Regions from separate parts of the Homo sapiens genome. Here all the other regions are linked to region 4. Evidence: chromatin loops called from intact Hi-C (ENCODE). Cell type or tissue: heart left ventricle. All regions are shown on one strand. Each heading gives the region's core, and the rest is flanking DNA. Links, peaks and the distances in the headings are about the cores only. Region 1 overlaps ERI3 (ERI1 exoribonuclease family member 3). Region 2 overlaps SLC6A9 (solute carrier family 6 member 9). Region 3 has its middle 23 kb from the start of ERI3. Region 4 overlaps RNF220 (ring finger protein 220).

What was found. A loop is a pair of places that touch in the nucleus more often than their neighbours do. Peaks named below come from ENCODE experiments on the same cell type or tissue, not always from the same donor. Only the 100,000 strongest peaks of a DNase experiment are listed, where the experiment ranks them.
Region 1: it touches region 4 in a loop (4-fold over the local background); 6 of 110 quality-filtered maps call a loop at or near these places.
Region 2: a loop joins it to region 4, with 4 times the contacts of the local background. A loop is called at or near these places in 15 of 110 quality-filtered maps.
Region 3: a loop joins it to region 4, with 14 times the contacts of the local background. A loop is called at or near these places in 94 of 110 quality-filtered maps.

What each region holds. Positions count from the first base shown.
Region 1 is chr1:44,314,188-44,322,204 of GRCh38, forward strand. ERI3 (ERI1 exoribonuclease family member 3) reads right to left here. Exons shown (of 9, transcript NM_024066.3): 4 at 5,441-5,557. Among named protein-coding and RNA genes, the nearest start is that of ERI3, 37 kb to the right of the region's middle. RefSeq lists an enhancer at 468-637. In heart left ventricle, for the core only: a CTCF peak has its summit at 4,261 (motif pointing left); no DNase peak of the experiment used is centred there.
Region 2 is chr1:44,002,125-44,010,141 of GRCh38, forward strand. It overlaps SLC6A9 (solute carrier family 6 member 9), which reads right to left. Exons shown (of 14, transcript NM_001024845.3): 4 at 7,841-7,972; 5 at 6,229-6,499; 6 at 729-861; 7 at 388-522; 8 at 189-292. Among named protein-coding and RNA genes, the nearest start is that of CCDC24, 15 kb to the left of the region's middle. RefSeq lists silencers at 3,560-3,766, 3,593-3,652. In heart left ventricle, for the core only: a CTCF peak has its summit at 3,700 (motif pointing right); a DNase peak (open chromatin) is centred at 3,737.
Region 3 is chr1:44,374,429-44,382,445 of GRCh38, forward strand. No RefSeq gene overlaps it. Among named protein-coding and RNA genes, the nearest start is that of ERI3, 23 kb to the left of the region's middle. RefSeq lists a silencer at 1-44. In heart left ventricle, for the core only: a CTCF peak has its summit at 3,944 (motif pointing right); no DNase peak of the experiment used is centred there.
Region 4 is chr1:44,591,166-44,599,182 of GRCh38, forward strand. The region is part of intron 2 of RNF220 (ring finger protein 220); the gene reads left to right. Among named protein-coding and RNA genes, the nearest start is that of MIR5584, 50 kb to the left of the region's middle. RefSeq lists a silencer at 4,078-4,249. In heart left ventricle, for the core only: no CTCF peak of the experiment used is centred there; a DNase peak (open chromatin) is centred at 4,156.

The DNA of each region.
Region 1 (8,017 bases), core at 1,323-6,322, 280 kb before region 4:
ATTACACTTAATGAATACCAAATACCCAACTCACAGAAATTGCTGGCTCTAAAAGGGAAGGTTATTTTCTCATGGTGACTTACATGGAATGGTAATATACACCTTTTAGGGAGAAATTTTCATTTTAAAAACGCTGAGCTCCTCTAGGTGGGTTTCTGTAGTTCATCAAGTCATTATTAGGTGGTATTTTAAGGAAGTGTAAGGACACAGCCACTCTATTTTATATTCCAGAAACTGTTTTTATATTAATCTGTATTTTAATTGGGTAACAGCTGCTGCCTACAGACTTCCCATGGTCTAAAAGGAAAATAAATTAGAAAGATTAACTACACTGTTGTTTTGCAAAGCTTTAACCCACAGCATGCCCACCCGGCTGGCACCTCCACACCCTTTCCTTGCCTGGAAGACCAAAGAACTGCCCAGTAGAGGGAGGGCCTGAGTCAAAGAGAAGAAAAGATGGTCCGCTAAGGGCTGGGGGGCTGGGAGTGGGGAAGTGCCCTCAGTCAGCAGCTTCAATAATCTTGGAGTACAAAGGACTCCTCCTTTTATTTAGTCAACAACTATTCATAGAAAGCCTACTACGGGCTGGGCCGCATTACAGGAACTAGAGATCCGGCAGTGAAGAAAAATGTAAAAACTCTGCCCTCATGGAATACATGTTCTCAGCAGCCCCCTCCTACACCCAGCCCCAACTAGTACCGAGAGCCTCTACATCTTCCAGAGCCGCAAACCGAGCAGGCAGTTGCCCTGTTTTGCCTCAGGCATGAAGGGGCCAAAGAGAGTCAGGAGGAGGCTTATTACCAACCCCAGATTAGTGACAGACACCCACAGGCCCACCGCTGCCCATTCTGGTCCAGCTTCTCTCCTGTTAAGCCTAGGGCTTAGACACATCTTCAGGCCTGGAGCTGAGGCTCAACATCAGGACCATCCTGGAAAAGGCGGACCACAGCCACTCTCACTTCTTAGGAAGCTCCAGGGTCCAAATGTTAGTCTTGTGTCTGGTCTGAGTTTCAGGCGGCAAGGTTAGGTCCACTCCTTCTCTTGGCTCCCACCAAGGGTCTCTCAAATGAGCTGAATGCCAAGGGCTTAAAGAAAGTCTCACTCACACAGGAAAGCAATGCACCCTTGCCAAGAGCCCTCCCTCCCTGGAGATAAGGCTTAGGTCAGCACCTGTGTGTACCCCATAAGCCCCTGCCCTGGGCCCCAGGAAAATCACTGATGTGGGGCAAGAAAATCACTACACCAAAATGGAAAACCAGGGTGCTGCTCTGGTGTTCTGCTGCAGGATGCCTCACTGCAGACTAAACCCAACTCTCCCACCTGGAGCTGGGGAAATGGAGCTCCAGCATCCTGGGGCTTTCACAAACTCCACTCCAGTGCTCAGTGATCCTAGAATCATCAGCCTGGGAGGAGCCTAGTGAGGTCAGCTCCTTCTCTCACCATGCTTCCCAGACAACAGCCATTTTCATTTGTGGCTCAGTAAAGCATGGCTCACAGCTGAGCTCCTCAAGGATTTGCATTTAGCCCCCAGAGACACAGGGGCTTGAGCAGTTGGCTCAGCTAGACAAAGCCTTCTCAGGGAAGGCCTCAGGCTCCTGTATTAATCCCTCCAAGGATGGACCACCCCTTTTCAGCTCTGCCAAGGCACTGGACAAAGAAGGGATGAAATTAAAGTTAGTTCTGGGCTGGGCATGGTGGCTCAGCCTGCAATCCCAGCCCTTTGGGAGGCTAAGGCAGGAGGACTGCTTGAGCCCAAGAATTTGAGACCAGCTTATGCAACATAGAGAGACCCCATCTTTTTTTTTTTTTTTTAAGTAAAAATTAGTTCCTCTACCTGATACTAATGACCTATAAGACACGTGTAAGGTTTATACAGGATGCTATGAGGGAACGAGACAATTTTATCAAATTAATACTGGGAAGTTCTATCTTAGGCCTAACTTAAATCCTTCATGTTACAGTTTAAGCCCAGTCCCACTTGGGTTAATACATGTTTGTAAAAAGCTTTCACTCCTTACAATGAAAGGTACTAGAGCAAAGCCAAGTATTACTAAGCTGAGAACCAGGGCTCACAGGCTAAACAGAGCTCAGAGACCTTAGCCACTTAAAGCAGGAGAGGTGAGAGGAAGAATTAATGTGTGCTCTGTGGCTCCTTTCAATGAGGGATTACAGATTAACTCCCACTTCTCCAGACTCAGAAACCACAAGGCAAGGGGCTTTTGACCCTGACTGATAACATGGCTGGTTACTGAGATCCCCTACCCTCACAAGGGCTTTGTCCAGGAATGAGCTGGCTTCATCAAGAACACTAGCAACTACAGGAAGCAGCCCAGGAAACTCAGTGCCAATAGCATGTCAGCATCCAGTGCTTTCTCCTTTCACAGTTTATCTCCAACACAATCGTATTCTGACACCAAGACAGTTTGTTGATTACATAAGCACTTGTCTCTGGTGTGCAATCTGATAATCAGACCCACTCTTTCTCTTCAGACAAAGAGACCAATAAATCTCACCCTTTATAAGTACAGGTGCAAGACAAAGCCCTTTACTGGCACTTAGCAAAATGAGTATTTCTCTAGTTTTTTTTTCATGATAACAACAACAAAAAGAAGACATGGTTAGGGACTGTGCAGCAGCCCAGCTGCTAGAGATAGAGACTTGATGAACTGGAGCAGATTCTAGAGGTCAAAGGGAAAGGGCTCGGGAAGGAATGAAACACATCCCATCCTATCTCTGTCAGAACCACGTCTCCAGGCCGACTCTCAACTGAAACTAAGAAGGGACCTCAAGAAGGGTACTAACACATTCCTAATATGAAGCAGTAAAAGTAGGAGTCTCTCTGTGTGTGCTAGAGACTTGTTCAAACTGGAATCCTTCTTCCTACTGTCCAGCACTGAGCCTGCTTCTCTCCCCAAGCATGTGCCCATGTGTGTGCACATGTCATACGCATGTGCGTGCACACACACACACACACACACACTGGGGTTAAGAACTTCTTGTGCACAAGAGAGAAAATCCTGCCAGAGGAACTACTTAAGTATAATCTGGAGGTTTGGGACTGTTCCTCACACTTACTAATGAGAGATTTTCTCTGGTTGGAATGACCTCCATCCCCACCCGCAAAAGGCACCAACTGCCAGGTTGGATGAGGTTTCAGAATGACAGCCCCCATCCTGTGTCTATGCCTCTCGGAGATACAATTCCATCTGGTATGGAGACAGGGCAAAATATATATGATCTGAGGTTTTCCAAACAAGACTTTACTTACTTACTCAAAATAACAAGTCAGCAGTACAGTTGTTTTTGGGAGAGACAGAAAATAACTCCTTGACAATATTCATTCATTTAAGGGACACGTATCAAGTGTTTACTTGGTAGCAGACCCTAATGATGGGATGGAGATGGATCAGGTCTAGTTTCTTCCCTCAAAGAACTTATAGTCTAGTGAAAAGACAGATAAATAATTATAGTATAAAGTATCTGATCAGTTCTATGTTGGAATAAGCACAACTCAATCTGGGGATCAGGGAAAGTGACCCTAAGCAGAGTCCTGGAGGTCAAGCAGGAGTTGGCGGGGAGAGTGGGAACTCTGTGCAGGCAGGAGGACCATCATGTGAAAAGACAGACTGTAAGAGGGCAACCTCTGGGTGAGGGGAGCTAGGTGGGAGATGAAGCAGAGAGATATGAGGCTGGCCAAAAAAGGATGGACAAGATCATGGCGAGTTTTGAGCTCTGGAAACCTGAGACAAAATGGCAGACCCGGTGCCTACAGAACAACCACATTTTCACTTTTAGAACAGCCTTCATAATAAAGATCCCAACTACCACTCCTACTCCCCTCCAAATTATGTATGTGCATCCTTGGGTGAAGCTTTCTAGAGAGAAGAAACTGTTCATCATAGTCTCACAATCCCTCCTCCCATTCCCACAAAAAGTAGCAGCAGCAGCCTTACTCTAAAAGAAGTCCCTCTTCTTCCGATACTCTCAAGCATCCACTCCTGCCCAGGGTCCAGCTCCAGCAGAATACTGTTACATTCCTAAACAGGTAGCAAACTTACTAAAATTTGGGCCTGCCTGTCTACGTAAGGACAAGAGGACATTAGCCTTTCAAGGCCAGTGGAGGGCTCAGGTAACTGGCTGGCTTAAAGAAAGTCTTTCCTTCCCTTCGCATAAGCAAGGGAATTTTCATCATCATTAAAATGGTGATTTTTCAAAAAGGGCAGAAAAGTCAGATTAGCGCCCCCTGGTGGTATAGGTAAATCCCAGGGGAAAGGGGAAACCCCGGCAGAGGAAGGCGAAAACCAGAACCCAACATCATTAGTTGGAATAACAAAAGGCTTAAGAGGCTAGGCGCCTTGGCAGATGGATGCCTGCAACAAAAGCCCCACCTGGGTCAGCTGGCAAACACTGGCATCGAATTCAGGAGCAACCTCGAGACCTCCTGTCTGGGCTAAGTCAGCCTCAGGGCCCACCAGGGTCAAACAGGCTCATCCCCAGCCTTCTTACCAAGGAGACTGTTTGGGATAACTCAAGAACCCTTTTTCACCTATTTCATTCACATGTAGAAGATAGGTCTCTAAATGAAGGCACAAAGTCTCTAATGTACCTCAGCCCCAGACTCTTAAAAGATTCTCATCACCCCTGCTACCACACATTCTTAACCCCTGATTGCACCACAGCCTGTTGGCCACCACTGAGTGCATTACATGACATGTCACAGGGAAAAGTAGCCACAGAAGACTTCACACAGTTCTGGGAGTTAGAACTTGCAGGGGCTCCTCCCCTCTGCCAATGGCTCTTTTGAGCCTCCAGCAATCATTAAAATCTCAGTTAGGCCCAGTTTCACAATCTGTAAAATGCAACCAATACTAACCTGCTGACAAGGAGGCCAAGTACAGTACCCACCTAGGATAAGCAGATTTCAGCCTTGGCCAGCCAGGTCTCATGCTTCACTGAGACCACTCTTCTCTTCCCTCGGTGACAGAATGTACCTTCGACAAACTCAACCTACGCTTCACACAGGACCACTTTACAGGAGGACAGAGTAACAATGCCAGAAAGCTAAGAAGGCCTGAACATAACCCTGCCTTCCAAGTGGCTGAAATCTTTACCTCTTGCCAAGGGGCCCTAAGGAAAACTGAACTGGAAAGAACTTGAACCCCAGAAATGCCATTCTGCTCCTGGTCTCCAAGTGCCGGTCACCAGGAAGGGATGCTGGGGAAGCAGGGGTAGACTAAGCCACTGCTCTCCCTGGGTCCCCAGTAACAACAGTGACCTGAGTGGAGTGGCAGACTTCATAAAACCTAACTGCTAGGTCTAGTGTGCACTTGCCTTAAGGATTGATAAGCCCTATGCTTTCTCTAAGTGGCCTATATAGAGCACCAAGGATTCCAAAATTCCCCTCCCAGCAGCCCCTGCTGCCCACTTCCAGGGCCCTTACCTCTGTACAGAATGGGGTAAGCTGTGGATGGACTACAGGCTGGACATACATGTGAAAGGTAGACTCAATCTCCATGGTCCGGCCATTTAGCTTTAGGATGGGGAACTCGATGATTTCCTGGAGTGCCAAAGATACAGAAAAGGAAAAATAAGTTATTGTAATCAACCATTTCCAACAGTAGCTCCAAGTCAACAAAGAATGAGTGTTTTGGATTCATTAGTGTTTTGGGTTCATTAGCTCCTGCCAGGCCAAACCCAAGATTGAGTGAGACGGCACCAGCAGTTACAATCCTAACCTTCCCACTGCTAATATCCTCATAGGTTCCAGGGACTGAACACAGCCCTCATCCCCATTGTTTCTGGAAATGGGAAGGAAGACAGTGGTATCATCTGCCCCAGTTTCTCCAACTGGTTCTCTAGCAGAGGCTTGCTAACTTGAGCCCCTAAGAATACGCCCTTCTTTCTCTTGCCCAGGTCCCTGTCCTGAAATGGGTCTGATCTCCTGCCATATAGACAACCAGCCATCAGACCAATGCATAGATTTCCTTGTATGAAGTTTGAACCAAGCTGGTAAGTTTCTTCATTAGTTCTTATTTTTCAAAAAAAGATAAAAAATAAAGCCAAAGGGGATCCCAAAGAGAAGGAGAAAAGAGTAACAGTAATAGGAGCTAGCGCCTCCCACCTTTCAGGCAGCACACACTACCTCTACAACGCCAGCCCAATCGCTTAGCTAGCCTTTCCCAGTCCACTGAAACATAATGGAAGAGAAGGACAAGGAGTGACAATTTGTTTGGTGTCTCTAAGATTAATTTGTCTCCGCTATTTAATAGAGATGCACAGCACCAAGGTCCTGGTGTGCAAACAGGCTTGCAGAACGCTGGCTGTGCAGCACGCCTCATACATCGCTCCTGGGAAGGGAGGAACGCACCAGAGTGGGGAGAGGGCAGAAGAGAGCACGTGCGTACCAGAGAGAAGAGGGAAAGCGAGGAGAGAGAATAAAAAAAATTATTGCTTTTTAATATTCAAAAACAGTTTGCAAAATTTAATCAAAGCAGAGGAAAAGCTAACATTTTTACCACTTTGACATTTTTATTAGCGCTTTCATAAATTTTTAAAACATGAATGGAATTAGTTTACAACACAAAAAAAAACTGCCCTGAAAACATCTGGAAGAGACAAATAGGAAATAATAAAAAAAATAAATAAAAGCAAAATTCTCTGAGTAAAATTAGCATGTGGAAAGGGCCTCCACTGCAGAGAGAAAGGAAGGGGGCTCTGCCTATTCAGTGACCCTAATAGTCAGCTCCAGCAGCACCCCTTCCCCAGGTCCTTCATTCTGGAGAAGACCTTTCCAGTATCATTAAAATCAAGGTAAAGTGGTTCTCTCCAGAGACAGCCTGGAGAAGCAACACGAAACGGATGACACCTGACTGCACTTAGGAAATTGATGGGTGGGAAAACACAAGGAGAAATGGTCAATCTCCTTGATGTCCCAGGAAAGCCAGGTATCCTCCCGGCAAAACATACCCACTAATATTGGGCTTGTTTTTAAAGCATCTATTTCAATCCAACACATCAGGACCGAAAACCAAATCAAGTCAGTCAGACTTCATGCCAGAGAGATTCAAAGATTGTGGTTGCCTTGTCTCCGTGGGCTGATCTCCAAAGATGAGGAAGCTGACAGGAGCTTATTCCCAGAGATAGAAAGGGCAAAATGGCTGCAAGGCTGAGGCAGAGGGGAGAGAAGGGAGGCCCAGACTGCTGCTTAGACCAGGTAATACCTCTCCTTCCAAGGTGAAGAGAGGGGGACACTCATTTCCCAATTCCCTGGACCTTCTGTTCCCCAAGAAGCATTACATACAGAGTAAATGGGGGTTTGGAACTGAATAACAAAATCGAACACACACCAAAAAAATACACATTGGTCCCCCTGCAAAATCAGGTATCCAGGATTCCAAGAGCCAACTCTGAGGTGTTGCCCATGAATCAGGCTCATCTGACTCCTGATTTTTCCGATGTGTCCTTCCTCTTCCCCTAAGTAGAAGAAACACTTCCTCAACAGAAAGAGCTCTATAGCCTGGTGAGTATGGCTGCCCTGGTGTCTAAGGAAACAAATACAGCCAGCTCCTCACTAACAATGTTAGCTGGGCCCACAATGAAATTTAACCTGTGACACAACTGTACTTTTCATTTAAACTTTCATTTGGAGAGCAGCAGTGTTTGGAGACCTACAGTTTGTCCTGCTAATAAAGACAAGTGTTGGGACCTTTAAGGATGCCATTCATCTTTGGCTTTTTATTAAATTCAATTTTCTTAAGCCCATGATACATTATGAAATTAGGAGTTGACATTCCTCTGGAAATAAAAATATCTATCAAACATTAATAGAAAAAAACCCTCTATTACCAAGAATTTATGGCTTAAAGTTGATCTCTTTCCACTTTTTTACAAGCACATGGTTTGTTTTAGATATCCGAAATGCTATTATAGATCTAGGATTTCATTAGTATTTATTATAAAATAGTATGTGCTTCAGCTTCCACTCTGACCAGCACCAAGTCAACATCCCCAGCAGACT
Region 2 (8,017 bases), core at 1,554-6,553, 590 kb before region 4:
CTCTCTTCTCTCTCCTGCCTAAACCTCTCTCCTCATTCTCCAACAACTTTATCCAGAACCAGTATTCCCAGAACCTCAAGATCATGAGGGGAAAGGAGGCCTCGTGGGCCCATGGCTGCACTGGAGCTGAGATCAGGCTGCAGAGAGTGCAGGAAGGGGGCAGCCTCAGCCCAGCAGGGAGCACTCACCGGTAACAGTTATTGTGGAACTTGTTGTAGGAAGCCATGGTGATGAGGCCTCCCCACGCGCAGCCCAGTGAGTAGAAGATCTGGGAGGCAGCATCACCCCACACCTGCAGGGAAGGACCGGTGGGTGAGGAGCTGTGGGCAGAGGCAGGCACCTCCCTGGCCCCTCCCCAGCCCCCTTCCGGTTTCCCTCACTTCCCACCTTGGCCTCCAGGATCTTGTCCCACTGCGGGGTTAGGTAGTACATGATGCCGTCAAAGGCTCCCTCCAGGGTCACTCCGCGGACAAACAGAATGGTCAGCACCACGTAGGGGAACGTGGCCGTGAAGTACACCACCTGGCACAAGAGGGCTCCATGGACTCTTCTGGGCTCTCCCCTCCCCTGGGCACCACCACCCTGGCTCCCTAATCACCACCAGCCCCCTGGTCCCTCTCCGGCTCCGGAGTCCCTTCAGCATCCCCTCCCTGCAATACACACATAACCCAGGTAGGGGGCAGGGTCTTTCTGGGTGGGCACAGACCCTGCTGGGGAGGGGTACTTGCTTTCCCTGAAGACTTGACCCCTCGGATGAGGCAGAGGAAGACGACCAACCAGGAGACACCGAGGCAGCCAAGGAGGGGCAGCCGCACCTCCCCAAAGTTCCCAATGTCATCTGACAGCTTCAGCACGTACAGCCTGGGAAGGGGAGACTCTGTCACTGAGGGCCAGCCGCCGCTGCCCAGCAACAAATTCCCAAGGCCCAGGGCCCACCCGGGCTGTACCCTCCTTTGTCATGAGGTCCCAGCAGCCACCTTGTGTGACATGGGAGCTACTTCAGGGGCCCAGCCCTGGCCGGCCCAGTCCCCTCCACCTGCTGCAGCCCCTGGGGAGCCCAACACAGTCCACTGCTCTGCAGCCTTTCCCAGGCCCTTCAAGGGCTCCTGGAGGCCACACCCCAGGCTTGGGTGGTCTTCCTAGTTCCTGGGCGAGGAGATCTCCTTGTCCCCAGTTGGGCTCAGCCCAGGTCCTTGTTTGCACACTTCTCCCTTCAGGAATGCCTTTTCCTCATTCTGTCAGGTGTCACCTCCTCCAGGAAGCCACCAGTGAGCATTTCACGTGCACCAATTAGCTCTATCTCTGATAAATTGAGGGAAGCAGTGGAATGCTCAGTAAAGATTGGACCCTGGCTGGGTGTGGTGGCTCACACCTGTAATCCCAGCACTTTGGGAGGCCGTGGTGGGTGGATCACCTGAAGTCAGGAGTTCAAGACCAGCCTGGCCAATATGGTGAAACCCCGTCTCTACAAAAATTAGCCGGCCATGATGGCGGGTGCCTGTAATCCCAGCTACTCGGGAGGCTGAGGCAGGAGAACTGCTTGAACCCAGGAGGTGGAGGTTGCAGGGAGTGGAGATTGTGCCACTGCACTCTAGCCTGGGCAACAAAGCAAAAGTCCAATCTCAAAAAAAAAAAAAAAAAAAAAAAAGATTGGACCCAAATTTCTCCCCTCTGGGTGGCTCCATCTGGCACCCTATGTCATACCAGCTGTGATCTTTTGATCAATCAGACATTTACGTGCCCGGGCCTGTGCTAAGTGCTGGGCATACAGGCCTGCAGGGGCATCTCCCCAGCCCTCAGGGAAGAGGGCAAAGAACAACTGCTCTACCTCCAGCACCAGCATTCAAAGTAAAGAAACCATTTCTTGTTTGAAGGATTTTTTTTTTTTTTGACACAGTCTTGCTCTGTCACCCAGGCTGGAGTGCATTCGTGCGATCTGGGCTCACTGCAACCTCCGTCTCCCAGGTTCAAGCGATTCTCCTGCCTCAGCCTCCCGAGTAGCTGGGATTACAGGTATGCACCAATACGCTGGGCTAATTTTTGTATTTTTAGGAGAGATGGGGATTTCACCATGTTGGCCAGGCTGGTCTCAAACTCCTGACCTCAGGTGACCCACCTGCCTCAGCCTCCCAAAGTGCTGGGATTACAGGCGTGAGCCACCACGCCTGGCCTGAAGGATTTTTTAATACTTTGTCTAACCATATATGCTAAACAGGTAGTGTTTTATATTATTATTATTGAGACAGGGTCTTGCTCTATAGCCCAGGCTGGAGTGCAATGGCACAATCATGGCTCACTGCAGCCTCGACCTCCCAGTCTCAATCGATCCTCCCACCTCAGCCTCCCGAGTAGATGGGACTACATGTGTGCACCACCATGCCCAACTAATTTTTGTATTTTTTGTAGAGATATGGTATCGCCATATTGCCCAGGCTGGTCTCGAATGCCTGGGCTCAAGCAATCCTCCTGCCTCAGCCTCCCAAAGTGCTGGGATTACAGGCATGAGCCACCGCACCTGGCCTATATTATTTTTGACTGCAAGAATATAGCGTTACAGTGTTAGGGACTGAAGAGTTTAAAAGGCTAGCCTGGAAACCAAATGATGAATTCTAGCTTTATTTTTAGGGCATCATATTCTGTTTTTTGTTTGGTTTTGGTTTTGGACCACATGCTTTTGAGATCAAACAGCCTAAGGACATTTGGAACCCAACGTATTTACAAGTGACCTCTTGACACATGACATCTCCAGAATTACTCTGCGTTGCTTTAAAAATGTCTCCACATGACAAATCTTATTTCCCCGGCCAGGTGGTGAGTGCCTTGAGAACAGGACCCTCAGGAACAGGTCCCACAGGGGCTGTGGTTGTGCTGCCTGAGCTCCTATCAGCAGTCTTAGTGATTTAGGCTGCATTATCTCATTTTGTCTTTAAAACCAGGTAGGTATCACGACTGCCCAATTTCATGGACAAATGACTGTGAACGACCTCCCAAGGCCACAGCTAATATGCGACAGAGCCAGGATTTGGGAGGAGTCTGTGTGACTCCAGAGCTGCCATGAAGACCCTGGGGGACAGGAGCTGGGCCCCACAGGGACCGCAGAGGTGAGAAGGCCTGGTCACGAGTTTAGGACCCAGTAGCAGGTATCAGACCAGCACAGGGGACTGGAAGGCAAGATTGTGAAGAGGGTGGCGAGGGAGGGGAGGACCCTGAGTGAGAAGGGTGAGTGGGTGAGAGGCAGACATGGGCTCAGAAATCTGCCGTTTGAGCTTCTCTCGCTTTAGAGTCTCTTCATCTTACTTTTGATTAGCTTCCCTCATTTGTAAAATGGTGATTTTTAAAATCCCTACACAAGCTACCTAACAGGGTTTTTGTGGCACTCCAGTGAGATCGCGCAGCTGTCCAAAGGGTCATTGGAGAGTGTGGACTAAACACCTGCACAGCCACCCCCACCTAATTCACCCCGGCACACCCAGCAACAGCAGCACCAGACGGGCGCAACACACACAGATTCTGATACAGCGACTGCTGCCTAGCTCCTTAACCTCTAAACGGCAGTTTCTGAGTCTGAAAATATGGATACTAATATCTACTTAGATAACATGCCTGGCACCTAGTAGGTGCTCAACAATAAGGGTGCTTCCTTTCCTCCCTTGCTGAAGCCAGCCTGGGTTGCTCTCTTCAGGGCCATTTCCCTGGATCTCCAGGAGAGGGCAGCAGGGAGCCGTGCTGCCGGGAAGGTATCCCGCATGGGACAGTGGCCAGTTAGGCAGGCCTGGCTCCAGCCCGCGCTGGGGAGTAGAGTGCAGCGGCTCCACCAGCCAGATTTCTTTGAAGGCTCTTCCCCTCTGATTTTACTGGATAAAATCTCTAGAGCTTTGCCCTGGGTGGGCCCAGGGCTGGGAATCTCTGGCAGTCAGTCCCTGGGACAACCACCACTGGAGCATCTGGGGGTGGGGTTGCACAAGGCTTTGTGTTTCTGGGAGCTTCCAGAAAGGTTCATCACCCCAGACTAGATCAAGTTGACCAGTCCACATCATGCCTCAAATGTAATAAAACGCCTCACTCAGCAATATCTGCTCGTTCTCCCATCGGACGGCAGCTCCGTGAGGACAATGTCTGCCTCCCTGCCCTCTCTCCCCTCTGAGAACAGTACCTGGTACCTAGTAGGTGCTCAAGAAATCAGCTGGGTGTGGTGGCTCATGCCTGTAACCCCAGCACTTTGGGAGGCCGAGGTGGGTGGATCACCTGAGGTCAGGAGTTCGAGACCAGCCCGGCCAACATGTTGAAACCCTGTCTCTACTAAAAATACAAAAACAAGCCAGGCGTGGTGGCGGGTGCTTGTAATCCCAGCTACTAGGGAGGCTGAGGCAGGAGAATCGCTTACCCCGGGAGGCAGAGGTTGCAGTGAGCTGAGATCGTGCCACTGCACTCCAGCCTGGGCAACAGAGCGAGATTCTGTCTCAAAAAAAAAAAAAAAAAAAAAAAAGAAATCATCTGTCCATTCAGTTCCAGGTGTATTTTTTAAAAAGAAAATAAATGTTAGGATGTTAAAAATTAAAAAATGAAAGACAAATGAAATGACCTGTCTGGTAACTGAGTGCCTGAGTCTGCCCATGCCCCTCTGGGGGACAGCAACTGTGTTCTCTATGCTCTGGGTCCTTGAGAATAGTGGCCCTGTCTTACCTGTCTTTGAGTGTCTACAGCCCAGCCCAGAGGTTGGCACAGGGAAGCTGAGTCCTTCAGGGTCAGAGTACTTGGACCTGGGTTTAGAGGCCCTGTGGTGACTTGCGGTATCCTCAGACCCTTGTACATTTCAGCCATGGCTTTCCATCACATGTGGAGAAAAGCCTCAAACCCTTAGCCTGGCATGGGAGGCCCTGTGTTATATGATGCCTGCTGGCCTCTTCTGTCTTGTCACTCAGCGTCCCACCTGCTCCCAACCCCAGCTCCAGTTTGCCTCCTTCTGGCCTCTGCTCACCTGCTCATGTGGTTCCCAATCTCTCTACTTTCCTCTCTCCCTTCTCTGGGAAGCTCTGACTGCCTGGTCTTGCCCCATCCCCTTAGCACCAAGCACTACCTCTTTGTGTCTCTGTGACACCCCTGCACATACCTGGACCGAGGCACTTGCCCTACTGTGATTAGCAATCTGTCTCCCCACTGCCCTGTGAGCTCCTCAGGACAGGGGCTCTGGGCTGTTCATACCTACCATGGGGACACAGGGCCTGGCAGAGCAGAGGCGTGAATGTTGTGGAATAAATGGTGGAGGCCTGCCAGCATGCCCCCAAAGCCCTCTGCCCAGGGGTTCCCCAGCAAGACACAGGGAATTTCCAACTGGTGGGTGGAGGGCACAGCAGGATGGCCTGAGACTCTGGTCTCTGTCGCCTCTGAACAAAATGTGCCAGGATGTCTTGATCACGGCACCCCCGGCTCAGAGACCTTCCATGGCGTCTTTTGTTCTGCATCATCAAGTCTAAGCCTAATCCTGGCAAGTTCTTTATGAAGGCAGTGCCACTTCCTAGGCCACCTGAAGCCCATGCATTCTCCCCACACCTGTTACTCTCATCAGAGTAGGCTCCCTTCAGCTTTGGGGCCAGCCTCTGCTCATCTGGGACAGAGCCTTTGCCCACACTCTTCTTCTCCCCAGGATCTGCCCCCCTTTCCCCTGAGTCTCCTCTGAAGGCTGGTTTGCTGGATTTCTGACGGCCTTCCTCACGGCTACTCTGTAAAGATCCTGCAACTCAACATTCCATCTTCCATTGCTTTCTTTCTTTTTTTTTTTTTTTTGAGATGGAGTCTTGCTCTGTCGCCCAGGCTGAAGTGCAGTGGCGCGATCTCAGCTCATTGCAAGCTCTGCCTCCCGGGTTCACGCCATTCTCCTGTGCCTGCCACCACGCCCGGCTAATTCTTTTCTCTTTTTGTATTTTTAGTAGAGACAGGGTTTCACCGTGTTAGCCAGGATGGTCTCGATCTCCTGACCTCGTGATCTGCCCGCCTCGGCCTCCCAAAGTGCTGGGATTACAGGCATGAGCCACCGTGCCCGGCCTCCATCTTCCATTGCTTTCTGTACATCAGGCTCTTCTCCTAAACTCTTCACTCACCTCTACCCTCTCCCAGCCCAGCAGCGGGCTGAACCTGCAGCAGGCACCCTACTTTGTCTTCAGATGGTTGCCCAGTGGGGACAGGGTTGCCACCAGGTTCCCCCCACCCCAGGTCCTGCAGGTGCCTCACCTCCAGTACTCCTCGCTGGGGCTGGTCCTCTGGAGGCTGTGGTTGAGCAGGTGGGAGAGGTTGCTGGGCAAGGCGGCTGGCCGAGAGCCATTGGTGAGGTTGGAGGCGTCCAGTACACCGGCGCAGTCATGCGTGTTCCAGGGGTTATTGCAGTAGGCCCAGGGCAGCACGTGCGTCATGGACGAGAAGAAGTAGTAGAAGGCGATGCAGATGACCACATTGTAGTAGATGCCGATGTAGGTGGACACCACCATCATACCATAGCCCACTCCTGCAGGAGGGGAGGGGTGGGGGGAGGAGCCTCAGCATCCAGCAGGAGGAGGTGAGGTTAATAATTTCTTTTTTTTCTTTTCTTTTCTTTTTTTTTTTTTGAGATGGAGTCTAGCTCTGTTGCCCAGGCTCTGACACCCAGGCTGGAGTGCAGTGGCGGAATCTTGGCTCACTGCAAGCTCCACCTCCTGGGTTCATGCCATTCTCCTGCCTCAACCTACCGAGTAGCTGGGACTACAGGCGCCCACCACCACGCCTGGCTAATTTTTTTGTATTTTTAGTAGAGACGGGGTTTCACTGTGTTAGCCAGGATGGTCTTGATCTCCTGACCTCGTGATCCGCCTGCCTCGGCCTCCCGAAGTGCTGGGATTACAGGCGTGAGCCACCGCGCCCGGCCTTTTTTTTTTTTTTTTTTTTTTTGAGACGGAGTTTTTGCTTTTCTTGCCCAGGCTGGAGTGCAATGGCGCGATCTCGGCTCACTGCAACCTCCGCCTCCCAGGTTCAAGCGATTCTCCTGCCTCAGCCTCCCGAGTAGCTGGGATTAGAGGCATGCGCCACCATATCTGGATAATTTTGTATTTTTAGTAGAGATGGGGTTTCCTTTTTTTTTTTTTTGACATGGAGTCTCCCTCTGTCGCCCAGGCTGGAGTGCTGTGGCATGATCTTGGCTCACTACAAGCTCTGCCTCCCGGGTTCACGCCATTCTCCCGCCTCAGCCCCCAGAGTAGCTAGGACTGCAGGCACCTGCCACCACACCAAGCTAATTTTGTTTTTGTATTTTTAGTAGAGACAGGGTTTCACCGTATTAGCCAGTATGGTCTTGATCTCCTGACCTTGTGATCCGCCTGCCTTGGCCTCCCAAAGTGCTGGGATTACAGGGGTAAGCCACCGCGCCCGGCCAAGATGGGGTTTCTCCATGTTGGTCAGGCTGGTCTCAAACTCCTGACCTCAGGTGATCTGCCTGCCTTGGCCTCCCAAAGTGCTGGGATTACAGGCGTGAGCCACTGTGCCTGGCCCGAGGTTAATAATTTCTAAGGGCCCAAGGGGCAGGCTGAGATGGAGGGCCAAAGGAAGGCCAGGTCAAGGTCTTGGTAGGGGTAAGTTGGCGGGGGGTGGCGCAAAGGAGTTTTGTGTGTACACGTGGTAGGAGGGGAGGGTGGCAGCCAAGTAAACATGGGTCCCAGCATGCATCCATGGCTTAGGCCGTTGATGTGGGGCTTGGGGTCAGCATCAGGGCTCTACAGAGGTCAGCCATGTTTGTACAGATGGGCGAGTTGGCACGGCCCTCAGAGGCCGTTGTGTGTTTGTGTATGTGTGAGCGAGTGCCCCGCCCAGGCCTCACCTTTGAACATGGGGCTGATCCTCCAGACCCCCAGGCACCCCTGGCTTGCAAACTGGCCGAAGGAGAGCTCCATGAAGAAGAGGGGGATCCCGCAGAAGATGAGCATGATGAAGTAGGGGAACATGAAGGCGCCTGGTAGGCAGGGAGAGGTCTGGCTCAGGAGTGGGCTTGGAGGGA
Region 3 (8,017 bases), core at 1,801-6,800, 220 kb before region 4:
ATAAACAAAATAAAATCACTGCTATGGTCTGAATGTCTGTGGCCCACCCCGCCAAAATGTATACGTGGAAATCTAATCCCCAATGTGAGAGTATTTGGAGGTGGGGCCTTTGGGGAGTGATTAGATCATGAAGGCTCAAGGAATGTGATTAGTGCCCTATAAAAGAAATCCCATCCATACCATAAGACAGGGTGGGAAAAAAAAAGATAAAAATAAAAAAAACAAAAGCCCAGAGAGATCCCTTGCCTCTTCTACCATCTGAGGACACAATGAAAGATGGCTGTCCATCTATAAACCAGGAAATGGGTCCTCACCAGAACCTGAATCTTCCAGCACCTTGATCTTGGCCTTCTCAGTCTCCACAATTGTGAGAAATAAATTTCTATTGTTTATGAGCCATCTGGTCTATGGTATTTTGTTATAGCAGCCCAAATAGACTAAGACAGTTTCTGTCCATGTTCAGCTTACTTTCTAAACATGGAGAGCCAGACAAAAACCACAAATATCAGAAATAAGTAAATCATTAGATATGTTTGAAGATGATAAGTTCTAAGGAAAAGAGAAAAAAGTAGAGTAGGGTAAGGAGATCAAGAGTGTCTGGGTATAGGAGTAGGCAATGGTAAACAGGATGCAGTATTAAATCAGAGGTCAAGGTATACCTCACTGAGAAAATAATATTTGAGCAAAATTTAAAAGAGGTGAGAGAATTGAACAAGTGGGTATCTGGAGACATTACAGGTAAAGAGAAAAGCGAGAGCACAGACCCTGAGGCAGGAGTCGATGTGTTTCAGGGGCACCCAGCAGACCAATGAGGCTGGAGCAGAGTGAGCAAGAAGGGAAATAAAGTGATAGGAATAGAAATTAGAGAGGGAATGTGGGAATTGAGAGTGTCAGATTGTGTAGGCTGTTTTTTTTTCTTTTTTTTTTGAGTTGGGGTTTTGCTCTTGTTGCCCAGGCTGGAGTGCAATGGCACAATCTCTGCTCACGGCAACCTCCGCCTCCCGGGTTCAAGCAATTCTCCTGCCTCAGCCTCCTGAGTAGCTGGAATTGCAGGCATGTGCCACCACGCCTGGCTAATTTTGTATTTTTAGTAGAGACGGGGTTTCTCCATGTTGGTCAGGCTGGTCTCGAACTCCCAACATCAGGTGATCGCCGGCCTTGGCCTCCCAAAGTACTGGGATTACAGGCCTGAGCTACCGTGCCCGGCCTATGTAGGCTATTTTAAAGACTGTGGGCCATTTTAAAGATGTGGATTTTGCTTTGAATAAAATGAGAACTGTATGCTATTCGTCCTCCTCCAGGAAGCCCTCCTTGACTGTCTCTGGTTAGATTAGGTGCCTCTGTACTCTCACAGCCTCTTGGGCTTCCCCCATAGTAGCACTTATCTATGGTAAATAATTGCTTCATTATCATCTGTATTGCCTGCTCAATTGTGAGCTCCATGAGGACACACTGAAATTATGTTGATTATAGGGGATCTTTGTGAGGATATAGACAGAAATAAGAAAGTCAAGTCAAGATATATAGCCACACGGTTAGACTTCACAGAGATCATAAAAAAACTTAGAGAACTAGAACTGGTTCAGGATACAGCATAGTTCTAGAAATTAGGTGATTTCATTGCTGCCTCTGAATTGGGCATTCATTGATCTCTACTCTTATGTTTCACCGTTATGGTCACTTAGTACTCTGTCCTTGCTTCTATGGCACCCAACACTTCCAACCAATAAGAGTTTATATTTCCAAGGAAAAGGATCTTGTTGGTTTGACCATACCCTAGTCACTAACTCTGTTGGGCAGAGATTTCTTGTTGAGCCACACTGTGGATTCTTGGTCAGCCAATAGATTGGCTGTCTTTGGGTCTGATCTTCATCTTTTTTTTTTTCTTTTCTTTTGAGACAAAGGTTTTCTCTTGTCACCCAGGCTGGAGTGCAATGGCGCAATCTTGGCTCACTGAAGCCTTCGCCTCCTAGGTTCAAGCAATTCTCCTGCTTCAGCTTCCCGAGTAGCTAGGACTACAGGTGCGCACCAGCACGCCCAGCTAATTTTTTTGTACTTTTAGTAGAGACACACCAATTCTGGTTTCAACATGTTGGCCAGGCTGGTCTCGACCTCCTGACCTCAGGTGATCCGCCCGCCTTGGCCTCCCAAAGTGCTGGGATTACAGGTGTGACCCACCGCACCCAGCCAGGTCTTCATCCTTGATCCAGTTTGCTGTGGCCAGGGTGGTAAAGTCACTTAATACCACATGTGGTCATCTATACATAAGAAAGCACCCAGGGCCCCTCCTCTTGGTCAAGAGCTGTAGATGTAGCAGCCACTCATCGGATAATAGATTCCTCTCCAGTACAGCTTAGCATAGTGATTGGCAAATAGGAAATATCAATAAATCCATCAATCTTGTATAGAGTCCTCCTCTCTCAAGGGCCCAGCACAGTCCCTGGAACAGAGTAGACTAAAATAATTATTTTGGAATAGTAGGCCAGTGTATCCAGACAGCATAGCACAGAAAGAAGCAATGTAGAGTAGTGGTTATGCATGTGGATTCTTGTCCTAGACTGCTTAAGTTCAAATTCCAACTCTGCCACCTAGCAACCCTATGACCTTAAGTAAGCTACGTAACCTGTCTGAGACTTAGTTCTTATGCCTGTAAATGAGGCCACAAATGACCCCAACACCATAGGAGTGTTGGGTGCATTACATGAGACAATACACAAAGTACTTTTCTGCATTCCTGGCACATAGTGGTGCCTCGATGGATAGTAGTGCCAGTGCTATTATTTTTGTGAGACTCGTGCTAATGAACATGGAGCTCTAGGCCAAATACTAGTCTGGAAGACAGTAGTCATCATACTATGCAGAGAGCTTCCTAAGGACACACCAGTTCTGAGATGTTCAGGGCCATTGTCACTAGCAAACCCACTGTCTTCCCTGTGCCCTCACCCACCAGGTTATAAGTAACCTGGAGTTTATGGGTCATCCAGACAACTGTTGCTGACTTTAACAAAGAAAGATACTAGGACCCAAACCTTTCTGGGTCCATAATAAATATATTAGTTATTGGTCAACCCGCTGCTATACCTTTAATCTGAAGTGAGGTGGTATCCAGGCAGAGTACGGAGAGAGAGGGAGGCGGGGGCAATGACCACAGCCAAGGATTCTGTAAGTCATAACTCGGTTTCTATGCAAGTTAACCTTAATATATCCAGCATGGAGAAGCCGACTGGTCACCACTTCTAGGCACAAAAGGATCAATGAGAAGGTCGAGGCAGAGACAGATGTCTGCATTTACATGAATATAGACATGTGTGAGGTTGGGGGCTCATTCAGGGCTGGGGCAAGCCCTAGCCCTACACCTTCTTGAACCCCTCTTCAGGCTGGCATACAAACTGGGACTGAGAGCAGATGGAAGGTGAGGCTCTTCTTTGGGACCTACTTAGTCAAGAAGGGCTCACAATGGAGGAGATGACAGGAAGGTTTAGGGAAAGGAATAGGAGTACCTGCCTTGGCTTGGGGTGTGTTGAGGGGTTGGAGGGGTGATGGGCACTGGGAAGGAATAGAGAGAACAGATGGAAGATGGAGTCCCTGCTGCAAGCTGAGCCCTCAGTAGACTGGGCAAGGAACAAGGAGAGATCCCCTTTCCACCAGAGCACCGTAGTGGCCTGCGGTGGACAGGAGCCTGAACAGCTTCCCTTTAGGGCTTTCTGGGGCAGTATGGCCAGGCCTCCTAGTTCCCTCCAGGTGCTCCAACTGTGACAGAGCCTTCCATTTGGCCTGCCCGCACAAGGAGCACCACACAGCCACGCCAACTCCACCTTTACTGTGCACAGCACCCTTGTGGCTTTCAGGCACACTTGTCAAGGGAGAAGCTTTTATCCAGGCAACTAATTGTCTGTTTCCCCACTAATTCAGCTATGAATTTCCTTTGAGGAAATGGTGCCTCAGATACCACCAGGGGGCACTAGGGCCTCTAGGCACCAGGGGCCAAGGAAAATGAAATCCCCTTTCATGAAGGCCCCAAGTCCAGGTTCTGAGCCTCCTGCAGCAGTTCTCTCCAGCAACACCTTGGCGCAGCAGACCAGGGAGGCCGCGTTGTTGGCTTATCTAATGAGAAATGAGAGGACTGGGCCAAAGAGCCCTATTTCTGTCCAGCCCTATACTACCTGCCATAAAATTAAATGATCACAATGAGTACATTAATTACCTGACACGAATGCTTTAACATAACAAAATTATTAGCCATTCTAGATTTAGTGTTTGTACAGCACTTTATATTTGCAAGGGCGTTGCAATAACTTACGCTGCTGAGGGTGCGTTTCAGGCCCCAAACGACATCCTAAAGGGTTTCTTCTGGCCAGCCAGCTGTCTGGCCTCTCCACAGCTGGTCCCCTGCCCTTCTTGTCTTCACTGACTGCTTTTCTTCTCCAGCTGCCACCTGGCGTCTCCTCCTTGCAGCTCCTTCATCTGTTCACTGAATCCCTTTTACCTCAGACAGCCATGAGACAGTGTCTTCACTTGTGCCCATGTTACCTACCTGATCCTGCATCAGAATTAAAGGGCTTAAGGGCAGCAGCCATGGGTCGGGTGGGTCTTGGTGCCCAACAAGCCTCTCTCCTGTTCTGCTAGCTGTGGCTGCAAGTGTGGACACGTGATGGACTCTGCAAACAGTAGGGGCTCTACTATGTAGGGGCTCCGAGTTTTGGGCCTGATGTTGCTCGAACTCCACAGGAACTGACTGCACGTCCCGCCTCAGTTCATTTGTTGAGTGCTCACCTTACCCACATGAGAGCAAGCCCCGGGTCCTTGGGGAGCATGGCATTGAGGAGACTCACTACTGTGCAGATTCAATTCCAGACTGGATGGGATATCACAGGAGACCGCACTAGTAAAACTTGTTGCAGTTGGCTTGAGTGTGAAATCTGCTTCCCAGGCAGAGAGATCAAAGCCCAGTTGATGGATGTGTGTGTACCCAGCTCTCCTTGCTTGCTTTCATCTTCCTTCCAGAAAGAGGAGTAAACATTCAGCTAGTGAGCACTGCAGGTGTTCCCTTGAGTGGAAAGGAATATCACTGACAGCACATAAGACCACCAATGAAGGTATCCATGAGGATACCAAGGGCCTCAAGGAGGATCAAAACGAAGGGCATTTGCAGCAGCAGTTCTAGAATTTTAAGGTAGGAGCATCTTTGGGGCAGCAGCCATTTGGCTGGAAGGCAGCTGGGGAGATGTACCTTGAAGCTACATTTGTATAGCTCATATGATACAGATCAAATGTTTCCTAACGTGTTTTTAGTCATACTTTATGGAAGCTGAGAAAACATCTATTTTTATTTTTATTTTTATTTTTTTATTATACTTTAAGTTTTAGGGTACATGTGCACATTGTGCAGGTTAGTTACATATGTATACATGTGCCATGCTGGTGCGCTGCACCCACTAACGCGTCATCTAGCATTAGGTATATCTCCCAATGCTATCCCGCCCCCCTCCCCCCACCCCCATGTCCAAAAACATCCATTTTTAACATGAAGTATATCATAGTGCATAGTATAGTGGTTAAGAGCAGAATCAAGAGGTGGACTGCTTGGCTACAAATGCCACCTTCATCATTAACCAGCTAGGTGACTTCAGGCAAGGGCTTTAGCTTCTTTGTGCCTCAATCTCCTCATCTATAAAATGTGGATAACTGTAGTGTCTGCATCAGACTTGCCGTTAGGATTAAGTGAATTAATCCACATAAGCCATTTAGCATGTGCTCATTAAGAGTTAGCTGTTATTATTTATTGAGACAGACTTGGAAGGGCCTGGTATTTGGGAGTAAATTTCCAAGTCATTCAAAGTGAGGGAGATAGGGAGAGGGATTCAAGATTTAGGCTAACAGGGGTGTGTGCTGTGGGGTATTGAGGAGCCTCCTAGTAAAGTCCAGAGAATTCCACCTCTAAAGGGGTCTTTGAGGGGAAAGGGCTGTGCTCCAGGTGATCAAAGACCCTCAGCCTTTCTGTGTGCATCAAGTTTGGAGGTTGGGAGCTCCCCAACAACTCCTTTGACTGGACTAGATGTTGCACCAAATGGTAGTAAGGAAAATGAAGCATTCTCTTGCTTTTCCAAGCATAGTCTGGGGGACTCTCCCTAGTCCAAGACACAGCCCCCATCAGACCAGCTGGACTGGAGGACCCTACTCCTCCTGCCCGCCCCCACTGCCCTCCAGGCTCTCTGCCTCCTAGAGACTCTGAAACAGTGGCTGCACCAAGGGAGGGGACATCTGGGTTCCTGGCCCTGACCCAATGGGGAAATGGAGTAGAAATGAGCCAGGCATGCAACGAAACTTCGTCCCTGGTGAGGTCCTGGTAAGTCCCAGGCCCACAGGCTGAGGGTCCTGGGGCATGTAGTGCCACATCTCCCTCTTCAGTGAAACAAGAGGCTCTCACAGAGTTCCTCTGAAAGCCTCTTTCATCAACAAGTCCATTTGTGATTCTGTCTCTTCTTGTGGTGACCACCAGGAAAACGAGAGAGCAGAGCTGCATTCTAGGGTTTTGCTATGACTCTTCTAGGCCCAATCTTAAAACTGAGATGATCATGCCAAACCCCCAGCTCCTCCCCTACACTCCAGACTCAGAGTAAGCTCATTCACCAGGCAAGTGCAAAAAGACCTAGAAGATCTGCCCAGCCAAGAAGGTATGTATTTCCTCCTTGAAACAGCATTTTCAGGAAGACTCTAGATTAAGAATTAGAAAGCCAATGGGAAAACTTCTGACCTTATTGCTTGAGGCGATCCTCTTGCCTAGAGGTCTTCAAAGGTGATTCCTTAGGTCAGGAAGAAAATAGTAGAACTACAATTTATATGTAGTTTTACTGTTAAAATAATGAGCTTTACTGATATTTTACATGAGCATTGAGATGGACATCTTCACTCTTTAAGTCATTTGGTCACCTGTCATGTGAGGGACACGATGCACGCTGAAGGCAGATGGAGATCTCAACAATGTAAGAGTTGACAGTGGTGCCTATGATATGTTGCAGTTAGCATGTGCCTAGTTAAGCGATTTGCTGATTATGTTAACCAGTTTTAGCTAAACATGTCCATAGAATGAACAGATGGTTTAAAAAGATTCCTGCAGATCGGGCATGGTGGCTCACACCTGTAATACTAGCACTTTGGGAGGCTAAGGCGGGTGGATCACCTGAGGTCAGGAGTTCGAGACCAGCCTGGCCAACATGGTGAAACCTCGTCTCTACTAAAAAATACAAAAATTAGCCTGGCGTGGTGGTGGGCGCCTGTAATCCCAGCTACTCAGGAGGCTGAGGCAGGAGAATTGCTTGAACCTGGGAGGCGGAGGTTGCAGTGAACCGAGATCACACCATTGCACTCCAGCCTGGGCAACAAGAGGGAAACTCCGTCTTAAAAAAAAAAAAAAGATTTCTGCAAAGAAAATATGACTTGAAAATAATACAAAAATTCAAACACAAGCCATCACGTCTACTCCTAGTAGGAGCTGTTAGCCAGATGATCAGATATAAGCAATTACAAGCTAATCAGATCTGACAAGAAGTCAGCAAAAACTTTTTGAAATTATTAAGAAGAGTATTTGAAACATAGATATACATACATTCTAATGAATTCTGCCCTAAGCATATATTGTACCATAAGACATTAGCTGATAGTGATAATTTATAAATAAACATATGTATATTAGGGGAATGTATACTTTTTTTACAGATAGGTAGACATGATCAAGAAATTGGGGACCACTATTTTAGCTTATCTGTGGGTCAGGTTTTTTCATCATAAAATGAAAAGGATTATTGTTTTTCGGAAAAGTGATAAGATGAAACTTTATTTCTCTTAATTTGTGATATGTTATTTAGTGTCTGCACTGTCATTTTCTAACTATGAAAACTTGTATGTTTCTTAAAATTATCTGAACTGTGCTTTGCTATATCTATAGATCATTATAGGGTTGTTATGAGAATTATATTAAAAATTTTAAATGTCTGCCATACTGTGGGCCCTTAATAAG
Region 4 (8,017 bases), core at 1,254-6,253:
AGGTCTCGAACTCCTGACCTCAGATGATCTGTCCACCTCCGCCTCCCAAAATGCTGGGATTACAGGCATGAGCCACTGCACCCAGCCAGGAACAACATGTTTAAAGACCCATTTGAGAAACCAAAAGAATTCAGTGGGACCAAGACAATGGTGTGCAAGGTGAGAGGCAGCAAGAGAGGAGGCTGGCAGGTCACCTATCGTCCATGCGCAATGCCCTTGCAGGCCTTGCTAAGGAATCTAAGTCCTTTCAAGTCCCAGAGCCATTATGCACTTGCAGTGGGACTTAGGTATCTTGCTTGACTTCTCTGAGTCTTGGTTTTATTCTTACTAAGTGAGGTCAGTAATTCCAGCTACGTCCGCCATGTCTAAGGATCCAACTGCCTTGTGCTGGGCCAGTCCCTGGCTTATTAGGGTGTGGTTAGAGGCATGGCCAGAGCGTGAACTTCTGCAAAGGAATATTCTAGTCACAAGCCACAATTTCCTGTCTAAATATTGAGGGGGCAACAACATGGTCTATAAGTCCTCCCGGCTCTGAAATGCCCGCAGAAAGAAGGCCCATGGGAGGCCCCACTCACCTTTAGAGCCTGGACCCTCTCACTCCTCTGTCCTCCTCCTCCTCCAGCCATACTAGTCCTGCTGGGCTGCCTCTGGGCCTTTGTCTTAATTTTCACTCCACTCTTCCTTCTCTTGCCATCTGACACTCCAGACTTCTCTCCTCCAGGAAGCCCTCTCCACCTCCGAGCCCTGACCTCCTCCTCCTCCTCCTTACTCCTCACTTCATCCTCACAGTGGTATCTTAGGTGCTCAAGCCGTCCCCCATCCTGTGAGCTTCTGAGCCTGGGCCTCACTCCTTACTCCACACCCCCAGAGGACTGGCCCACAATCTTTGAGGGTGTTCCAGGACTAAGTTTGGAAAAGGACATGATAAAAATGAAAGGAATGAGAGAAGAAGGAAGGGAGAAACAGACCAACAGACAGAGAGAGAGAGGGCGAGGGAAGGCTCTGCCTCAAGCCAACCCAGCCTCAGTCGTGGTATACTTCCCCGAATTCCTTCCCGCAGCACCACTCTGTGCTTAGAACCAAGAGCTAGGAGAGCAAGGGAGCCTGGGACTGGCACTTTTCAGCTAGGGGGAGCTGGTGGTGGCAGGGCAGAGAGGCCCATTGCGCAGCTGGTAACAGGCTGTGCCTGGCCAGGCCTCCCAGCTGCCCCTCTGTCTCAGGCCCTTATTGCACACAACATCCAGCCCAGCCCCCTACGCAGCTGCCTTCCTCATGACACAGCCCTGTGTTGTCCTGTTGGCCACTGACCACTGTGCCTGGGGAAGGGCCAGGCCTTCCTGGGAGGAGGAACTCGAGAGCCTGTGGGCTCCCAGGTTGGCAGCCCCCGCCCTCTGCACTCCCAGGCCCATACCTGCTCTGTGATTCCCCGCTTGGGGCAGGAAGGCATGCTGAGAGCCACTCTGCAAGTCCCTGTGCTTCAGGTGGTACACGCTCCTCTCATTCATTTGTTAAAGCAAGGTGGGGGTGAGTATTATCATCCTCAGTCTCTAGGTGGGGAAAAGAAGACTCGGATGGGTTACAGCAGTTGCCCAAAGACACATGGCTAGCCATGCTTCCAGGTGCTTTCAAGACCAGGTCTCCCCGAGGCCAAAGCTCATGTTCTGCCCTCCCAGCTCTTTGCCTAACTCCTGTTCCCTATGACAGCCCAGCCCTGGCCCTCGCATTCTGCCTACAATGGAGCCACCAGGATAGGACGCAGGGAGTGGGAGTAGAGGGGGATGCCATGTGGAGAGAAATGAGGATATAAGCTTGAGGAGAGAGGAAGGAGTTTTTGATGGGGGGGATGGGCCCAGAGCTGCCATGGTGTCTCTACAGCTCTCTCTTTTGGTCACAGAAGCCCAGCAGGCAGACACAGAACAGATCCAGGAGCAGACCATACCCAATCTTCTCTCCCAACACAGGCCCAAGCCTGAGCCAGCCCACAGGGACCCACCAGTTTGTTTGGCAAAGCCCTTTTCCCTGTTCCATCCCATGCCCTAGACCCGCAGAGGGCAGCAAGAGATGAGACCCACTGTCCTATCACAGTCCTGATAAGGATTTCTTTGACCAGATGTTTTCAGTGTAGGAGTCAGAACACAGCATCGGACTATTAGGAGCCCAAAGTTTCATTTTTAAGCTTTCGACCAACATGACCTCAGGCAACTTTTACCTTTCCCTATCTAAAGAAATTTTTCATATCTAAAGTGCTAAATATCACAAGATATCAATAATAATAACAGGCCAGGGTGGTGCCTCATGTCTGTAATCCCAGCATTTTGGGAGGCCAAGGCAAGAGGATCGCTTGAGCCCAAGAGTTGAAGACCAGCCTGGGCAACATAGTGAGAGCCTGTTTCTACAAAAAATAAAAACTACCTGGGCATGGTGGCACAGGCCTGTATCCCAGCTCCTCAGGAGGCTGAGGTAAGATGATCATCTGAGCTCAAGAGTTCGAGGGTTCAGTGAGCTAGGATCGCCACTGCACCAGCCTGGGTGACAGAGTGAGACCCTGTCTCAAAAAAATTTTTAAATGATATAAAATAAAATAATTGCACTCTTAAAAATCACAAAATATGAGACTTAAAAGGGATAAACTCTTGGCCGGGCATGGTGGCTCACGCCTATAATCCCAGCACTTTGGGAGGCCAAGGCGTGGGTGGATCATTTGAGGTCAGGAGTTCAAGACCAGCCTGGCCAACATGGTGAAACCCTGACTCTACTAAAAATACAAAAATTAGCCGGGCATGGTGGTGGGCACCTGTAATCCCAGCTACTTGGGAGGCTGAGGCAGGAGAATCGCTTGAGCCTGGGAGGCGGAGGTTGCAGTGAGCTGAGATGGCACCACTGTACTCCAGCCTGGGTGACAGAGTGAGACCCCATCTCAAAAGAAAAAAAAAAAAGGGATAAACTCTTATAGTCCAGCTTGAATAACAACCTACCACCCCTGCAGGAATCCGCTTCTGCACTACCCAGAAGGGCCAGGCAGTGGACAGAAAAAGAAAAGTGAAAGGCCCCCAAGAGAAACTTTGATTTGAAAAGAAAAGCCCTGGAGGGCGCTTTGCCTCCCCCCCTCCCTCCTTGTTACTTCATTCCCTCCTCCTCCTTTCACTCCCTCCATCCTACCCCCTTCACCTGCACTTGGGACTGGGCTAATGGACATGCTTCCTCCCAGCCTTCCCCACGTCCCAGGAAGTGGAGCCCATCGGGCAGAGCAGAGCCGTACGGGGTAAGGCAGAGACAGAACTTTCCCCAACAGAAATGGCCTTGCAGGGAGAGTCTGGGAGAGCAGGGAGAGCCTGTTCTCAACTAGACTGCCAAATTGCTCTTTTCCTTTGTCTGGAGCAATGCCTGAGCTCCCTTGCTGAGTTCTGTAAGAGCCTGATCCAGGCATGTGTCCCCAGACCCTATTGCCCCACCGCCCTGGCTCAGGCTGGTATCCAGAAGAAGGTATGGCAGAGGACCAGGAAGGTTATCAGAGAGGCTAAGGGGGCATTCGGTCTTGGGACAGGACTGAAGCAATCAATAGCCCATTGGGAACTGGGGTTAATTTGGGGAATTTGGATTGGATTGGATTGAAGTTTAGGACTTGGGCTAGGAGGTAGGGCTGGGTTGGTTCAAAGTACTGGAGTTAGGTTTAGGTTCAGAGCTTCTCTAGAAACTGCCCAACTCATGCTGGTCTAGCTAAGCCCATCTCCAAAAAAAGAGGGGGCTCTACCCTTGGCCTCTGATTCGGGGCTTTATTTAAAGACATAGGAGTGAGGGTGAAGATTGGCTTTGGAAGACAGCAGAGCCAGTGCCTCCCCACTATGGAGCCGTTTAGTTAGGACCTTGCCACTCAAAGAGCATCCACAGACCCGCAGCACTGGTCTCACCTAGGAGCTTGGTAGAAATGCAAAATCTAGGATCCACTCTAGAGCTGCTGAATCAGAATCTGCGTTTTAGATTAACCTCCAAGTGTTCCATGGACACTTAAAGAAAGTGTGAGAAGCCTGGTGAAGGCTCTGAGTGAAGGAAGGCCCGAGGTAGGGGTGGGAGGCCAAAGGGCACCCAACACCTCGGCCGGCTCCGGGGCCCCTGCCTAACACCCCCTCCCAGTGCTGGAGCCACAGCGACACCTACTGGCCACGGACACCTAGGCCACCCCCTCCAGGACGCCCGGGCCCTGTGGTCCATCTGGCCCAGCCAGTCCTGCACCCTGAAGCTGGCATTCCTGAGTTCTGGGAATCTGGCTCCCCGGGACAGACTAGGGGAGCAGGTACAGGATGGGCCAGGGCTCAGTGCACAGCAGGGTTGTGTGCAGGCTGGGGCTCTGGGGCCTCAGTGTGAAGAAGACAGGATCAGTAAGCAGGTGTTTTCTCAGGGACATGATGCTCAGATCACATCCCCAGCCCTGGCATTCTCTCCAGACTCAGCAATACTGAGCACGTGTTTGTCTGCTCTCTTCACTGAAACCCTCAGCCAGAATGGACAGGGTACAGCTTTCCATTCCAACCAGCATCAAGCAGATGCCCTGTGAGGAACAGAGATTTTTATTTTACTTTTTATTTTATTATTTTATTTTTATTTATTTTTTATTTTTTGAGATGGAGTCTCGCTCTGTCGCCCAGGCTGGAGTGCAGTGGCGCAATCTCAGCTCACTGCAAGCTCCACCTCCCGGGTTCACGCCATCCTCCCACCTCAGCCTCCCGAGTAGCTGGGACTACAGGCGCCCGCCACCACGCCCGGCTAATTTTTTTGTATTTTTAGTAGAGACGGGGTTTTGCCGTGTTAGCCAGGATGGTCTCGATCTCCTGACCTCATGATCCGCCCATCTCAGCCTCCCAAAGTGCTGGGATTACGGGCGTGCGCCGCCATGCCTGGCCGATGAGCAAAGATTTTTGAACCTATGTCTAAATGACTCTTCTGGAAATGGACTTTTAGGAAGGACAACAACTAAAAAGCAACTCAAGGAAGGGGAGCAGGTAGGATATTTCTGGGATATTTCCACTGTAGTGGTTTCTGGAGACTCCCATGAAAGAATTCTAAGTCAAAAGGGGAGACTGAGGCCAAAGGGCAGAGAAGTAAAAAGACAGAGAAGGGGCTGGGTGCGGTGGCTCATGCCTGTAATCCCAGCACTTTGGGAGGCTGAGGCAGGTGGATCACCTGAGGTCAGGAGTCAGAGACCAGCCTGGCCAATATGGTGAAACCCTGTCTCTACTAAAAATACAATAATTAGCTGGGTGTGGTGGCAGGTACCTGTAATCCCAGCTACTCGGGAGGCTGAGGCAGGAGAATCACTTGAACTCGAGAGGCGGAGGTGGCAGTGAGCCCTCGTGCCATTGCACTCCAACCTGGGGGACAAGAGCAAGATTCTGTCTCCAAAAAAAAAAAAATAGTACAGTGCTTTGCACAGAGTAAGCATTTGATTAGTGTTACCACTTCCCTCAGTCACAAAAAAAATAAATAAAGGAAAAACGATAGGGAAGGAAGCCGACCCACTTCCAAGGCAAGGCTCAGCTGACCCATCCCAAGGGACCTGGCTGGCCCAGGGAGGAGAGAAGGGCCTCTTTCTAGGCAGCAGTGAGCCTCCCCTCCCATCATTCCCAAATGCCAGTTATTGCTGGATCCCTTCCCTCTAGTCCGCTCTCAACTATGAGGAGTTTGCCCAAGAACTAAATGAATGTGATTGCCCACCAGTGTTTGCCATTAGTGGTGATTAGTTAAAACATCAGAGTCTAAACAGTCAATTGGTTCTAATAATTAATACTATGGCTCAGCTGTGATTGAGAGAGAACAAGCGAGTGGGAGAGAGGAAGGGAGGAGGATAAGGGACATGGAAAAAGAAGAGAGAAAGGGATTGGCAGAGGAGCTGCAGCTCTGTAGCTACCATTTCCTGACCCACATGCCAGATGCTGTGCTATAGAGTGCATCCAGCTCCAAATTCTGTGCTCTTTCGAGACATTTTATGTAAGTTATACCACCAAGGTATCCTAATCACCCTGTTAGGCAAGTATAATTATTATCTTCTTTTTATAGGTAAGACAAAGGAGGCACAGGAAGGTAAAAGCTAGCAGATGCTCCGTAATAATTTGGTGAATGAATGGATAAATAAATGAATGAAGTAGCCAGAAGTGAAATTCAAACCCAGGTTAGCATGGCTCCAAAAACTTTGGGGGGAAAAGGGGCAAGGAGGGGAGAATTTGAAGAGACAAAGGAAAACAAGACAGAAAACGTACATCCTTCTCTGTCTCAACATACATACACGCCCTTCTCTCTCTCTCTCTCATGCACACACACACACACACACACACACACACACACACACACACACGAACCTCCCTCACCTCCCTCTCTCACGCTGTGCCCCTCCCTCCCATCCACACCTCTCACGTTCTTTTCATACACAACATGTCTGTTATGCACCCCTTTCTCTCATCTCCCCTCACACACCCACTCTTGCACACACACCGTTTCTCACGAATGTCTCCCAGATGGCTCCGGCACACACGCACCTCTCTGTCTCATAGAAGCCTCTCACATGCACATATTCACCCCTCTCTCAGCCACACTTTTTTATTTCTCCTTGCACACTTCTTGGTCTTTCTCACTCTTACATGGACCTCTTTCTCTCATGTACACGCCTCCTCTTCCCGGCGCCCTTGTCTGTCTTCCTCAGTGCGCTATCTCCAGTCTCAAAGACAGTTTGGGAAATGAAATAAACATACACCCGTCTACCTCCTTCACATACAACCCCCCACTGTCTCCTCACACCCCACCCCACCCACCTCTCTCTCTCTCTCTCTCTCGTTCTCTCTCGAACACAGGTGTACACTTTGGGACATATCCTGAAACCAGCCCCCTCATGCCCCCTGCCCGCCCCCTCCAAGAGTCAGGCCTCCAGATGTGCTCTCTCTGGCTAGGCTTGCTAATCTTTGAACTGTCCCCAGATCTTGAATGGTCATGTGGACTTTCCTGCCTGGTGATGGGGAGGGGGAAACAGGGAGGGGGCTAAGCCCAGAGTCCTCAGTTATTCTGGAGCAGGTTCAGCTCCTCCCCACCCCTCCCCAGGTCATGAGCAGCAGCAGGAGCTGCAAGCGAGCAAGATGGCTGTGTGTGTATTGCTATTAATCACCCCTCCTGGTCCGCTAACGAGGCTAATGCGGTAAGTGACAATAGCCCATCTTGGTTCCTGATTTAGGGGCTCAGGACGGAAGCTGGGCTCCTGGGAGTGAAGACGTGAATTCTCCACGACACTAAACCTTCAAATAAATCTCCTCCAGTCAGAGAAGCCCAGGGCACTAAATCCCACACGCCGGTAATTGAAACCCTTAGAGCTTTCTTGGGTAGGGAAATTGCTGAGTGAGAGAGAGAAAGCGTGCAGCCCAGGGGTTCCGGGTGGGGCTTGGGCCCACAGAGAGGCCTGCCGAGGGCTCTGGGATAGGGGAGCTGCTGGGGACCCTCTAGGAGCACGTGACTGGCCATATGTCCTGGTGTGCATGTCTGTCAGTGTTTCTAGGCATGGGATTTTGCTGTCTGGTTATGTTCACATGGTCACTGGTCACCCATTTCCCACCAGGTCTATGACCACTTGATATTTTGGTAAGGAGAGCAGTTCTGGAGCTTCTGTATTTCGAGAGCTTCTACCCTTTGACACCCTTAGGGCCTCTGACTCTCACTGACCATGAAGCAAGGCTTCATTTAAGCAAAAGAAGGTTTCGGCATTGCCTCAATTGCCTTCCTTCCCCTATCCCCACCTCTCTCACCCTCACACTTCCCCCACCCCATCTCTCTTTTTTTCCAGACATTCTCCTGCAGGCCTTTCACTCCCATTCACTTAGTCCCTGAATCATTTAACAGTTACTAATACCCACCCTATGCCAGACTGTATGCCTAGGGTCTTGAGTGTTCCAGGATGAATCAGAGAATCTCTCTGCCCTCAAGAAGCTCAGCATCAGCTACTCTGGGCACACTGCCTACGGGGTAGCCCTGCTCCACAAGGAGC